Linked DNA regions of Homo sapiens: all the other regions are linked to region 5. The links are chromatin contacts, found by Hi-C or POLR2A ChIA-PET in ENCODE. All regions are on one chromosome and are shown on one strand. The core of a region is the stretch at or near the end of the contact, and the rest is flanking DNA. Distances in the headings are between cores, read along the strand shown. Region 1 holds the start of LINC02777 (long intergenic non-protein coding RNA 2777). Region 2 overlaps LOC112268263 (a long non-coding RNA gene). Region 3 overlaps JUN-DT (JUN divergent transcript). Region 4 holds the start of TACSTD2 (tumor associated calcium signal transducer 2). Region 5 overlaps FGGY (FGGY carbohydrate kinase domain containing).

Region 1 (2,828 bases), core at 136-2,635, 530 kb before region 5:
TCACAATATATTCTAAGGCAGGCAGCGATCTGCCTGCCTCGGCCTCCCAAAGTGTTGGGATTACCGATGTGAGCCACCGTGCCAGGCTTCTATTTGCTTTTGCTTTTGATACACCCATATCTGCTCATTGTAGGAATATTGGGTGCCTTCAGCTCAGCTGGATTCTCTTGGCTTCAGTGTCAGTATTTGAATTCTTGTTCATTTTCTGCTTTCCCTCCCCAGACTGGTAAGTCCATGAGGACAGAGTCCTTGTCTATCCGCCAGACCACCAGTGTCCAGCACAGTGCCTGGCACACAGTAGGTATTCAATAATTGTTTAATGAACTCTGGGGCTTTGATTAATAATTTAGTTAGAGAGTAAATTAATTGTGAGTTAAATCTAGTTTGGTCAACAACATACTTTACACTGTGCAGTCAGTGGGGCAGGAGGGAATCACAGAAGGGTCTTTGAAGATGAAAAGTGCAGGGACTATTGGCCTAGATCAGTGGTTTACACATGAAGCTGTACTTTTAGACGAGCTTGCCTTCCGGGATTTCGATCCCTGGTCTGAGGTGCTGTTTGAGCTTCCCAGGTGATTCTGAAGTCACCAGATCGGTATTGAGGGATGCCAAATTTGGGGGACTTCCTGTTCTAACGTATTTCTTTTTGTCCCCCGAACTCATTCAACTTGTGCCTGAACGGTCTCAGCAATGGGAGCTCATTATTTCACAAGGCGAGCTGCCCAACCCAGCGTAACCACAACGACAACAATCACAGTGACACCATGTAGGGACCATACATTGAGCATTTCTTAGGTGTCAGGTACCGTACATACATGCTGCTCACTCCAAAGGCGAGGTGGGTAGTACTTGTCTGCATATGACAGCTAAAGAAACTGCAACTCCGACGTTGGTGGCGCTGGGAGTCTCAGTGGCGGCGGGGCGGGGCAGGGCCGGGACCGAGGCCACGTCCCGCCCGCCGCCCGGCTTCCCGCCCATGGGCCTCGGCAGTGCCCGCGGGAGGAGCGGGTGGAGGGAGCCGCTCGCCACGTCAGCGCACGCCCGCCCCGGCGCTCCGCCCGGCCCTCCTGGGCCTCCCCATAGAAGGTTAACCCGGGCCGGATCCCACGAGGACTGGTGGGGGCCGGGCGGCCCGTGATTTCAGTTTCCGAAGAGTCCGGCCCTGCGCAAAGGCGGGCAGGGAGGAGGAGTTCGGGAAGCCTTCCCGACAGTCTGTAGATGAAATGAACGCGCCCCGCCTGAGCGCCACTCGGGGAGCGCGCCGAGCCAGTGCAGCACCGCGGCCTCCCGGCCCGCCAGGCTGAGGGTTTCCGCGGGCCCTGACCCTGCTGGCCCCCACCGGGCCAGTGAAAGCAGCAGGCTTTATGCGGCTGTCGGGCTCGGGGCGAGGAGCCGGCTCCACCCTCCCAGTCTGGGCCCATCCTCCGGCCTCGGCCAGCCCCTTCCCTCCCTCTCTTTGGCGTTCGCGTTCCCTCGGCCTAGCAGACCTCTTAGAATGTTTGTTTTCCTTCTGAGAAAGAGCGGAGGGACGTGGCCAAGACCAACATGAACTGCAAACACGGGACATCCTCTGTGTGGGGGGACATTTTTCTGGGACCAACAGACCTGGGTCTGAATACCCATCCTGCCGCTTCCTCGCTGGGTGACCTTTGTATATCTTTCTCCATCTCTCTCAGCCTCATTATCCTCATCTGTAAAATGGGGATAATGACGCCTTACCTATCTTTAAGATACATTCTGAGGATTAGATTGGATAAATACGGATCATACATTTTAAGCACTTAGTGCTGTCAATGGCAATTAACATTATTATTCATTATATTGTTATTATGAATGACTGATAATGACACTCAAGATTATTAATGCTACTGTGTCAAAAATATGCTCAATTAAATTTATTTTTAGTGAGTGAAATAGTTTTATGAAAGGTAAATAAAGAGGAATAATACTGGGTCGGGAAGTATATACACGTTATCTCATTTAATATTCAAACAGCTTCAGAAGGTGGGTGTTATCATCCCCATTCTGCAGATGAGAAAGTTGAGGCTCTTGGAGGTTCATTAACTTGCCCACCTCACACACTTCAAGCCTAATGTCCTGCCCTCCCTCTCTCACTGACTTCCTTGACTGCATCCCTTAAGCTCCAGTCCCTTTCTACCTGCCTGCCTCAGCAAAGACTCGTCCATCTGCAGAGAAACCTGGAGGAAAGTGAGTCAGCTCTGGAAACTGGATAAAGCTCACCTCCTCCAGGCAGCTTTCCTGATTCTCTCCCTCCTCCCCCTGTAAAATTAATCCTTCCTTCCTTTCTTCTCTTGGTGCCCATAGTATGAGGTTGCACACACTTATTGCAGGTTGTGTCTCCCACCTGGGGAGTATGCCTGTCTAAGGCAGACGCCACATACTTTTTCACTCTTGAAGGGTCAATATGGTGTTGTGGTTAAGGGCACAGGCTTAGGAGCCCAACTGTCCAGTTTCAGATCTTGGCTTTACTACCTACTGGTTGTGAGCCTTAACCAAGTGACTTAACCCCTTTCAGCCTCACTGTCCTTATCTACAACATGGAGATTGACAATAAGATCAGCCTTGTGGGGTTGCTATAAGGATTGAATGAGTTAAGATATAGAAAGCAATTTGAACCTCTAAGTAATCAGATGTTCACTGAATGAAGACGGAATCGTGAAGGTCTTGAATGTTGCTTACTAAGATAGTGAGATAGAAAGCATGTTGCAGAGTTAAGAGCAGGAGTAGGTATCAGAGACCTAGGTTCTCATCCTGGCTCTGCCTTTAACTTTATGTTTGGATTGGGCCTGTTCCTCCCTCTGTCTGAA
Region 2 (2,778 bases), core at 98-2,597, 710 kb before region 5:
GGTGGCTTATCCCTGCAATCCCAGCACTTTGGGAGGCTGAGGTGGGTGGATCACAAGGTCAGGAGATCGAGACCATCCTGGCCAACATGATCAAACCCCATCTCTCCTAAAAATACAAAAATTAGCTGGATGTGGTGGTGCATGCCTGTAATCCCAGATACTCAGGAGGCTGAGGCATGAGAATTGCTCAAACCCAGGAGGCAGAGGTTGCAGTGAGCCGAGATTGTGCCACTGCACTTCAGCCTGGCGACAGAGTGAGACTCCATCTCAAAAAAGAAAAGAAAAAAAAAATCCAGAAATAGAAATCATACTACTGACGCACCAAGCTCAAAGACAACCATGAAGGAAAAATCATGAAGAAGAAGCTAGAGGAGTGTATTTATAATAAAACAATATACATTTTAATAAGCAGATGCTGGAACACATCTATATTAGAAGAGATACATTACTAGTGGGTCTCAAATAATGATGAAGAACTAGTTAAAAAATTGTTTTATGATCTACTACTGTCCAATATATTTGTAAAATATAATGAAACTACTGTGGTAAAATGCAACGGCTACAGAGGTTACTCTTACTTCCTGTAGGTAACTGTCAGGGGACAGCTAACAGTTTGTAGACCTGTTTTGGTCTTGGATCCCACTTTGAGTGGCAATGCATCAGATCAATTAATGTTCACAGTAACCCTACCAGGTAGGTATTATTTGGAGTCTCCATATTATAGATGAGGAAATTGGGGCACTGAGAGATTAAATAACTTGCCTAAAGCTCAGATTCAGACTCAGGCATTTTGACACATTGCTAATGCTGGACTTCACAAACATACCTGTTACAGATACAAAGTAAGATTTGGTATCCCTGAGGTGTGCACAGTCTACTGGAAGAAACAAACAGAAAAATATTAGATTAATAATTTTGGATTTTGACAAAATGTTTGTCATCAAGTAAAAATTCAGGAGCAAGGCCATCAATCCACTGAAATCCCCCAAGACTCCAAAATCCCCCTCCAGGCAGCTTTTCAAGAATTTTCTCATTTTACCTCAATATGAATGCACAAATCTTTGAAACATCCAAATCTCCAGCTCTACCTCTGACTCTCGGTGAGCCCAAGTTTTGAAAAGGCCTGGGGTTTGGGAGAAATGATGCTAGTCATTCTCAAGTTTAGCATCTTTTTGAGAAAGAGTTGTGCCCTTTGTGAAGGAGTGTGGAGGGGATATGAGAAATTAATTGGCACATCTGTTCTCATGTCTGTTCATGAGCAGCTTGTGATCATAAACAACTCATTTAAGGGCATTGTCAGTCTCTCCCCAAGAGGTACCACCCCCATAACATTTGTGGACTGCACACTCTGGCATGTGAATCACCTTTTAGAATGAGTGACTGTTGACTCACCCTTCGGAGAGCTTCCTATTGAGCCAGTATTTGCCCTAAAGCCTTGGAAAGAGAACAAAACAACTTTTGAAGGAAATGAATACCATTCCTTTGTCAACTGTGAGACTGTCACAGCTAAAAATGGGCTTCACTTCCCGTGAACAACAGCACCCAAGTTTCTGCAGGCTGCTGAGGCTTAGACCTACCACGCTGGATAGGCAGCTTCCTGAATCTTTCCAGTAGTGCCACTCAGGGGACATTTATTGAGCACTTACTATATGCTAGGCACTATACAAAATAATTTACATATACTATTTCATTTTATTCTGAAAACAAATATAATATGAGGTAGATGTTATCATGATTTCCATTTTACAATTGATTTAAACTGAGGCACATAGTGGTTAAGAACTTGTCAAAAGTCTGAGAGCTGGAAGGTGGAAGAGCCAAAGTATTTGACTCCAAAGTGCTTGCTCACAAATACCGAGCCTTAGTGAGCATTAGACTCCAGGAAGGGGCCTCAAGAATCCAAGGGAGAGTCGGGAGCGGTGGCTCATGCCTGCAATCCCAGCACTTTGGGAGGCCGAGGCGGGCGGATCACGAGGTCAGGAGATCGAGACCATCCTGGCTAACACGGTGAAACCTCGTCTCTACTAAAAATACAAAAAATTAGCCGGGTGTGGTGGCGGGCGCCTGTAGTCCCAGCTACTCGGGAGGCTGAGGCAGGAGAATGGCCTGAACCCAGGAGGCGGAGCTTGCAGTGAGCTGAGATCCTGCCACTGCACTCCAGCCTGGGTGACACAGCGAGACTCCGTCTCAAAAAAAAAAAAAAAAAAAGAATCCAAGGGAGAATTCTCCTATATTTACTGAACAATTGCTTTGACCTCGGTCCCTACACTACGATGCACAAATATGATGCAGAGAATATGGCATCACACATGGTCCAAGGTCCTTGGACTTTCATCACCCTGTGATGGGGATTCAATGTCTCCTTACAGAGTTTGGGGAAGGAGCCACGAAATACTGTATGAAAAGCATCTCACTTAAGCCTGGTCTATGGCAGATACTCAACGTACATTATTCATCTGTCCTCTCCCACAACACTCATAAAAAACACAAGGAATGTGTAGTTGCACAAAGTAGATAGACACACATTCTATAAGCACAGTACTGAGGGAGGAAACAATGTAAAAAGTAGAGTTTTTGAGGCATACTTACAGATACCAATAGGATATTGAGCATCCACTGTGTGCCAGATATATATAAATATATATAGTGTGTGTATTATATACATAAGTATAATATATTATTAAATATGTGATAACAAATTATTATACATACTATACATGATAATATTTATTATGTATATAATACTTATTTTACATACATTTATATTATGTATCATAT
Region 3 (2,825 bases), core at 143-2,642, 630 kb before region 5:
CCTTTTCATAACACTTTCCTTTCTTTTACCTTTTTGGTCAGCTTCTATCTACTGTGATTGAAGCCCTCTGTCCAGGTCACCAGCCATTGTCTCCTGGATTGTGGCAGCAGCTTTCTAACTTGTCTCCTTGCCTCTATCTGTCCCTGTTGTTTCATTCTCCATGCAGGGCAGTCCTTCTGTAACCTGAACCAGACCTTGCTGCTCCTCTGTGCCACTCCCTCCGGTGGCTTCTCATCACCATGGCCTGCAAGGCTCTGTGTGACCTGTCTTCTGGCACTCCCTGACCTCCCTCTTAGCTCAGTCTGCTCCAGCCTCAAAGGCCTTCTGGCTGTTACTGGAACATTCAAGCACATTCTTGCTTTGGGTCTTTTATAAATATATACATCTGTCTGTGTGTATATATATATATACACACACACACACACACACACAAAAACACACACATACACACACATATATACACACACACATACACACACACACATATATAGTTCTCTCTTCCTCCAGATATCTGTAGGCTTCATCCTCTCACTTCCTTAGGCCTCTGCCCACATGGCACCATATCAGAAAGGCCTTCCCTGATGACTTAATATTAAAAAAAAAAACCCAAGCACTCCCAGTCCTCCGTTTTAGTTTTCCTCTTTTCTCTTATCAGTGGCATATTAGACACTTATTCATTTACTTATTTATTTTCTCTCTCCCCTGAGCAGCACGTGACCTCTATAAGAGCAGACTTGGTTTTGTTTTCTGCTGTGTCCCCAGAACCTGGAGCACAGTAAGTGCTCAATAAATATTTGCTGGATTTTGTGAATGTGTGTGTCCCCTTTATGAAATGGCACGGAAGAGCCTGCACTGACGCTCCAGGTGATTTGGGGCCTGAATGGGTCACTGATCAACTTTTATCTTAACCAGACCAGGGTGATGAGGAGAATTAGGTGGCTGCTCAGGGGCCCTTCACACACATACCTTTGGGACCAACGCTGTTTCGTCTGCAGCAATGGCGTGCCTGGCTTTCATGCTTGTGGTTTGTACCATAGTTGTGATGTTGTCTAGAATTCCCATGGCAGCTTTACAATATGATTAATTTTGCTCATATAGATACATATCGATTACGGATAAAGATGACTCAAGGTTTAAATTTAGCCCCACCACAACAAATTGAAAGTCACAGGTGTGCTACCTAATTGCTCCCAGACTATGAAAACAAAAGCACAATGTCTGCCAGCACTGAATCACTCTTCTCCACCCTTTTTCTCCCTTCCCTTCATGTTCTCTGTCTTAATTCTGTTCATGTCGTAAACCGTGGTAGCTTAGAAAAGTGAAAAATAACATCCGGAGTCCAAAGTTCCAGTCCTGACACCACCACTTGTTTACTGTGAGATCTCAAGCATGTTACCCCACCTCCCTGAGCTTCAGTTTCCTCTTTTGTAGAATAGACCTACTTGAAAACAGGTGCTCAATAACGTGTTGAATGAAAGATGCCTAAGTGAGACAGCATGGGTAGAATGTCTAGCCCAGGGTGAGCACTCAATAGATGCTAGTCACCGGCCATGCTAACTGATGCACCTGACTGTGCTGTCTTCATGAACTTTCTTTGGCTTTGGTTAACCATTAGGATAGGCAACCCAGCTGAAAACAGAGGATGGCTCATGACAAGGCCTTTCCTAATCAGTCTCTCACAAGGGCTTTTATGGAGGCCCTACTATGCGTACAGCAAGGTGGAAGATTCAGGGGTGGGTGGAGCATCAAGCCAGCGAGAGGCATAGTTACTGCTGCTATTGGTGCCCTGTGGCTGCTGTAACAAATGACCACAAGCTTTGTAGCTTAAAGCCACAGAAATGTATTCGCTCACAGTTCTAGAGGGCAAAGCATTTGAAATCAAAATGTTGGCAGGGCCACGCTCCCTCCAAGGGCCCTAAGGAAGAATCCACTCTCTGCCTTTTGCAGCTTCTGGCGACTCCTGGTGTTGCTTGGCTTGTGGAAGCACAGCTCCGTTCCGCGCCTCTGTCTTCACATGATCTTCCCTACTGTGTGTCTCTGTGTCTCAAATCTCCCTCACCTTTCTCTAATAAGGAAACCAATCATTGGATTTAGGGTCTACCCTAAATTCAAAATGTTTTCATCTTGAGATCCTTAACTTAATTACATCTGCAAGGACCCTATTTCTAAATAAGTTCACATTCATAAGTGTTGGGGTTTGGGGTTTAGGGTTTTGACATCTTTTTTGGGGTCCCAATTTAACCCAGCTACAGTGGCCTCCAGGAATTTCAGATTAGGGAAAGGAAGAGCACACACAGATGAACAAAAAAAGTTTCAAGTAGAGTTTGTAAGACAAATCTTATTTGAAGGTGGTTAGTAGGGGGTTGATCCATTAATTTTTTGATCCAGAAATATTCACTGAGCCCCTGCTATGCTGGGTGCTGGAGATAGAAATGAGGAAGCACAGTCTCTGCCTTCAAGGAGTTCACAGACTGCTTCAATGAACAGAGAAATGGACATTTATTGTTGAGCATGGTAGGAGCTGTGGTAGAAGTAGACCCCTGATGCGATGGGCATTAGCAGGTCTGAGTTACAACCTCGGGGCTGGTGTTCAGAGAGGGCTTTCTGCAGGAAGTATTATCCCTTCCAAGGCCTAAAGGTTGAGGGAGTAGGAGCTGGCCAGGCCCAAGCGGGAATGGTTCTAGGAAGAAGGAATGGAGGAAAGACAGGCTGGCCTGTATAGGTTCTGCACTATGTAGGGGGCTGGAGAGGTGCACAAGGGATCAGATTGAATGGGATGCTGAAAACCACAGAAAGCTATGGAGAGCCATAGAAAGACTGTAGGG
Region 4 (2,704 bases), core at 20-2,519, 860 kb before region 5:
TTCAAGACAGAAGTGAGAAAGAAAGGAGACCCTGAGGCCAGGATCTATTAAACCTGGTGTGTGCGCAAAAGGGAGGGGGAAGGCAGGAATTTGAAAGGATAAACGTCTCCTTTGCGCCGAGGAATCAGGAAGCGTGACTCACTTGGGTCTGGGACGATACCGAAATCCGGTACCCCACCCCATCCCCTGCCCCGCCGGGTACCTACAAGCTCGGTTCCTTTCTCAACTCCCCCAGTTCCTTGATCTCCACCTTCTTGTACTTCCCCGACTTTCTCCGGTTGGTGATCACCAGGACGGCCATGCCGGCGACGAGGGCCACCACGACCACCACGATGACGGCGATGAGGCCGGCGGTGAGGCGCTTCATGGAGAACTTCGGGGGAATCTCGTCCAGGTAATAGATGAGCGTGCGCTCCACCTGCAGGGGTTCTCCGCGCACGCGCAAGTCCAGGCCGCCGCGGCCCTGGAATAGAGACTCGCCCTTGATGTCCCTCTCGAAGTAGTAGGCGGCATCGCCGATATCCACGTCACCGGCGGCCTTCTGAGACGTGTTCTGCCGCAGCTCGATCTGGATGGTGGGCTGCTCGTAGTGCACGGCCGCCACGAACTTGGGGTGCAGCCGATAGCGCTCGCGGAAGAGCCGCCTCAGCTCGGCGTCCAGGTCTGAGTGGTTGAAGGCGCCGGCGGTGGGGCGGTGGCGCAGGTCAATGAGGATGTGGTGGGTGCGCACCAGCTCATCGCAGCGTAGGCTCAGGTCGCCCTTGTCCGTGCGGCGCACGCCCACCGAGTTCACGCACCAGCACACCGACGTCTGGTTGCACTGGCGCGCCTTGAAGCGGCCCTCGGGGTCGCAGTCGGGGTCGTAGAGGCCATCGTTGTCCACGAGCGCGTGCTCACTCGGCCGCACCAGCGTGCGGGCGTTCTTGGGGGCGCTCATGCGCGCCTTGAGCAGCAGACACTTGGAGGTCAGCGTGGAGCAGTCGACCGCCATGCCCGAGCCCAGCGCGCGGCACTGGCAGCGGCCGCCGGGGCCGTCGGGGCTGCACACGGTCATCTTGTTGGTGGGACACGTGCAGTTGTCCTGCGCGGCCGTGTGGCCGGTCACCGCCGCCAGCACCAGCAGCAGCAGCGGCAGCCGCAGCGGTGGCGGCGCGAGGCCGGGGCCCCGAGCCATGGTGGGGCGGAGGAACGCGGACCGGACGCGGGCGGATGAGGCGCGGGGACTCGTCGGGGCTCGGGCTCCGGCGTCTGGGATGGTCTGCAGGCGTCTGCCGCCCGGCCGCTCCCTCCGGCTCTTATACTCTACCCGACCTGCCCGGCTGGTTCCACCACCGACCGTCCCCACTGGTATTTGGGTGACACATCCCGCCCCCCTCCCCGTCCCACGGAAGGCCAAGCCGGCCCTGCGCCGCCCGCGATAGGATCAGAACAGGGAAGCTGCTCCCGCCTCCTCCGGACCGAAAGCCGGGAAGGGGAGAACCGATACTCACCTGTAGGCTTCTGGGGACCCGCCCTCGGCGCGGCCTCCTGCTACAGACCTGGCGCGTCTGGGCCGCTCTCCCGGCAGAAAGTCTAAAGAGTTTCATTGCAAAGTGTGGCTCGCGACTGTCGCGCTCTCCTCTATACGCGACTCCCTTTTCGTTCTTTCCCAGCCCCAGCCCTCCCTTAATTTCTCTCACTCCCTCTCTTCTTTGTCCAGTTCTCACAGTAGCACACGTTTATATAGTTTACAGTTCACAAACATTATCTCATCCTAACACCAGTCCTGACAGGTAGGGACTATCAGACCCGTTTTATAGGTGGTACTGATGAGGCTTAAAGACCTGAAGTCACACTGCTATCAACTTCCTCATATTTCTGAGAGGGGTCTTTGGCACCCTGCCTAGGAGTGATGAGACCTTAAATAAAGTGTTTGTGGACACGAAGTGACACAGAATCTGAAGGGAAGTTAGGGAAGCAGTTCTGTTACTCACCATATCAAGGGTAAAACACAGGTATCCTGGTGTCCAGAGGGTTAAAAGTTCTGTTAAACACTAATTTTCTGTACCTCACACAAGCGCACACACACAGGCACACACGCACATAATATTTATTTGTGCACTGGCTATAAAGAGACAAACAGGAACAAATTCTTAAAGAGCCAGCAAGACTGTAAAGAGTTTTTTGTACAATTTGATTCTAACACAGCAAATCGTTGCTTTTCTTTTCCTGTATCCCACGTAAGTAGCTGAACCATGTAAATAATGAAAGAATGGAGCCTGTGAGAAATTGCTTGTCTGCCACTGTGTGGCTAGTTTCATGGCATACAGGGGTTGCAATCTCTTTTTGAGTCATTGAGAAAGTCTAGAGTTTCAAAGCTGTGGTAAAATTAACAATAATTAGCAAGCTATAATTATTCCCAGGTCCTCCATCAAAGCACATTTTATATGTTCAGCATTTAATGTGCACCACCAGTCGTGCAAGGGTGTTGTTTAGCAGATGAAAGCCAGCTGGGCCTCTGTCCCATTAATTTTCACGCAATTCCTGAGGCAGGAAGATTGAAATATATTCTGCCTTGACAGACAGAGGAAGCAGAGACATGTGAGGGACAATTTCTTTTTTCTTTTTTTTTTTTGAGACGGAGTTTTGCCCTTGTTGCCCAGGCTGGAGTGCAATGGCGTGATCTCGGCTCACCACAACCTCCGCCGCCCAGGTTCAAGCAAGT
Region 5 (2,700 bases), core at 189-2,688:
AGTAAATTTAAGTAGAGTGTTTCCCTGAGTTTTGTGAGCCATTATAGCAAATTATCAAACCTGAAAAAAGGGGGTTATGGGAACCTCCAGTATGTAGCTGATCAGTCAGAAGTATGGAAGGCCTAGACTTTTGATTGGCATCTGAAATGGGAGCAGTCTTGGATTGAAGCCTTAACCTGTGTGATCTGCCCTTACTCCAGGTAGTTAGTTTAGAATTGAATTGTGGGACACCTGGTTGGTTTCTGAAGAGTTAGAGTATTGGTTAGTGTGGGAAAATCCCTCACACACGTGATGTAAAAATTGTCATGAGTATGCAGAAAAAAGTTTTTCCCCTTTAGTGGCAGTTTCCAGAGTTTGTAAATATCTCTGCTTCCCAATCTTTTGTGCCTCCTGTCTGTCTGGTACTCCACCTCTGTAGTAATGGCAGCAGCAGCAATTCTAGTAGTAGTCACAGTGGTGTTTCTCTAGTAGAAGCTGTAATAGTAGTAGGAAGAAGAGGTGTAGGAGTAGTATCAGTATCATAATTTCCCATTCCTAGTTTCAGAAGAGATTGAAAGGCTAAGTGACATGCCTGAGGTCACATAGTTAATAAGTAAACGGCAAAGCTATCGTTCTGACTGGGAGCTCTCTTACTTCAGAGCTCACCACTAGACTGTGGGTAGTTTTCAATCCAGTCACACTAAATGCCAGTTATTTCCTTACATGATTACCTCTCCCACAAGATTCAGAACTTCTTGAGGAAAAGGACATATCCAACTGACCTTTGTATCTGTAGAGCCTAGCTCCAAGGCTGGGCGTATCCATCAGTTTTAGACATTGAAATCAGGGTTTCTTAACCTTGGCACCATTGACATTTTGGGCCAGATAATTCTTTGTTGTGGGGCTGTCCCATTGTGCATGACAGGATGTGTGGCACCATCCCTGACTTCTACCCACTAGTTGCCAGTAGCACATATCCCCACCCGCAGCCAGATAAACCAAAAATATCTCCATGCATTGCCAGCTATCTGCTGGGAGACAAAATGTCCCTGATTAAGAACCACTGATTTAAATTAAATGAAGGCCAAGGAGCCTTGAGTAGTGTTCATATCCGAAAAGGGCATTTTCAGAATTGTTCAGGCTGCTGGATCTCTCAAAGATGATGATGTATTTTCCAGGCCTCATGTGTCTGGAGCACAGGTTGCCTGTGGTGGTGGCTGCAATGATCTCAGTGTGCCAGGCCTTCACGGGGAATACCAGAGAGGGTCCCTCTGGAGCAGCTCTTACTGGGTCATGGAGACCATCTGTCTGGCATGGTACCACCTGGCAAAATCTCTTTGCCTTAACCAAAAATATGCTTTTGTAAATTTCCTGGCAAAGCAGGGGCTGCATTCTGTTTCCTGATTTCTCTCTTTTATTTCCAGATGTGTCACTGGTGACACATAGAGCCCAATGAGAACTCTGTTGGAAACTCAAGTTTCTCATTCTTCGCCAGCTCCGTTGTCATGATTTTCCCACCGTCTAAGCCAGTGTAGGTTACGTTACCCACGTGCTGGTTAGTGCTTGGATGTCAGTTTTCCTTTTTAAATTCTAGATCTGTAGCATGCTTTAGGGAGGAAACTTTATGGCTTATTACACAAATGGAGTTAACCCTTCCCTGCTTTGCAGTGTTTTTGTTAGTGACAGAGACATGAATTCAAGATCTGCCATTTATTATTTGTTTCATTTTGGACAACATGCTTAGCTTCTTTGATCCTTGATTTGTTTACCTTCAAAACAGAGTAACCTACCTGTCCTGTCTACCTCCATGGGATTATTATTAAAACACAATAAGATAATCTGCTCAAAAGGCTTAAACTCCCTAGTATGATTTACTATCAGTATACCTTTTGCACCCAAGAAAACTCTACAGTATCATTGTTCATGGGCACCAAATTGTAAGTTCAGTTAAGGCAGACTTTGTGTCTTTTTCTGCCAGTTTCTAGGACCTAGAAGGTATTCAGTAAATATATGGTGAATGACAGTATGAAAAAAATTGGGAAGTCAGATTCTGTGGTTCATTGTACCAGTGGGGGCTGGAGGGAGGTAAGTGAATGGTTTGTGTGGCTTTGTGTCATTTGTATTTGTGACAGACATTCCAAGCAATAGCATTTTCAAGGGTTCACAAGTGAGTGCCTGCAGAGGCAGGACACACTTAACACTCTGGCAGATATGCGACAAGACAGGGTAGGGAGGGGCCCAAGGGAACTAGAGAGGGCATACCCAGCTGTCTTAGTCATTTTGGGCTGCTATTAAAAAATGCCATAGACTGGGTGGCTTATAAACAACGGAAATTATTTCTCACTGTTCTGGAGGCTAGGAAGTCCAAGATCCAGGCCCCAGTTTATTCCATGTCTGGTGAGGACTCACTTCCTGGTTCATAGGTAGCCATCTCCTCTGTGTCCTCAAAAGACGGGAGGAGTAAATGAGCTTTCTGGGATCCATTTTACAAGGGCCCTACTTCTTCATGACCTAATCACCTCCCAAAGCCCCCCCCACCTCCAAATACCATCACCTTGAGGATTAGGTTTCAACACAGGAATTTTGAGGGGGGGATACACACACTGTCTATATTGCCAACCTAAAGACATTCACAGTTACACATTTTGAAGTCTCTGCATCAGCTAAACAAAATATGTCTTTGGGCCAATTTAAGTCTTCAGACAAAAATTTACAACTCCT

Evidence for each region. Hi-C counts contacts between places; a loop is a spot of excess contacts on that map. ChIA-PET counts read pairs that join two places held with the same protein, here RNA polymerase II (POLR2A). Pooled maps may share reads with other maps.
Region 1: a loop to region 5 is called in a map with no recorded cell type, with 7 times the contacts of the local background. The contact joins the promoter of LINC02777 here to the enhancer-like site in region 5. A Hi-C loop is called at or near these places in 3 of 168 maps with a recorded cell type or tissue (gastrocnemius medialis and sigmoid colon), 1 of 37 single-sample maps with no recorded cell type and 8 of 50 pooled maps. POLR2A ChIA-PET finds 5 or more read pairs at or near these places in 1 of 52 experiments (Caco-2).
Region 2: a loop to region 5 is called in a pooled map, with 2.7 times the contacts of the local background. The contact joins two enhancer-like sites. A Hi-C loop is called at or near these places in 1 of 50 pooled maps. POLR2A ChIA-PET finds 5 or more read pairs at or near these places in 2 of 52 experiments (BJ and PC-9).
Region 3: a pooled map shows a loop between it and region 5 (5-fold over the local background). The contact joins two enhancer-like sites. A Hi-C loop is called at or near these places in 3 of 37 single-sample maps with no recorded cell type and 5 of 50 pooled maps. POLR2A ChIA-PET finds 5 or more read pairs at or near these places in 1 of 52 experiments (activated T-cell).
Region 4: a loop to region 5 is called in a pooled map, with 5 times the contacts of the local background. The contact joins the promoter of TACSTD2 here to the enhancer-like site in region 5. A Hi-C loop is called at or near these places in 2 of 37 single-sample maps with no recorded cell type and 5 of 50 pooled maps. POLR2A ChIA-PET finds 5 or more read pairs at or near these places in 1 of 52 experiments (PC-9).

What each region holds. Positions count from the first base shown.
Region 1 is chr1:58,902,753-58,905,580 of GRCh38, forward strand. LINC02777 (long intergenic non-protein coding RNA 2777) reads right to left here and starts at 1,386. Exons shown (of 5, transcript NR_183656.1): 1 at 816-1,386. RefSeq lists silencers at 780-1,169, 1,230-1,479.
Region 2 is chr1:58,726,189-58,728,966 of GRCh38, forward strand. All of the region lies in intron 5 of LOC112268263 (a long non-coding RNA gene), which reads left to right. Among named protein-coding and RNA genes, the nearest start is that of MYSM1, 28 kb to the left of the region's middle. RefSeq lists a silencer at 651-700 and an enhancer at 662-1,861. Within about 2 kb of position 1,348, at least 5 of the 41 ENCODE cell types and tissues checked have a DNase peak (open chromatin) inside an H3K27ac peak, as active enhancers do.
Region 3 is chr1:58,804,824-58,807,648 of GRCh38, forward strand. All of the region lies in intron 1 of JUN-DT (JUN divergent transcript), which reads left to right. Among named protein-coding and RNA genes, the nearest start is that of JUN-DT, 21 kb to the left of the region's middle. RefSeq lists a silencer at 74-368. Within about 2 kb of position 1,393, at least 7 of the 41 ENCODE cell types and tissues checked have a DNase peak (open chromatin) inside an H3K27ac peak, as active enhancers do.
Region 4 is chr1:58,575,983-58,578,686 of GRCh38, forward strand. It overlaps TACSTD2 (tumor associated calcium signal transducer 2), which reads right to left and starts at 1,270. Exons shown (of 1, transcript NM_002353.3): 1 at 1-1,270. The coding sequence starts at 1,174. The coding sequence ends at 203. RefSeq lists enhancers at 38-733, 734-1,428.
Region 5 is chr1:59,432,278-59,434,977 of GRCh38, forward strand. All of the region lies in intron 5 of FGGY (FGGY carbohydrate kinase domain containing), which reads left to right. Among named protein-coding and RNA genes, the nearest start is that of FGGY, 140 kb to the left of the region's middle. Within about 2 kb of position 1,439, at least 5 of the 41 ENCODE cell types and tissues checked have a DNase peak (open chromatin) inside an H3K27ac peak, as active enhancers do; they include gastrocnemius medialis, where a contact is called at or near this core.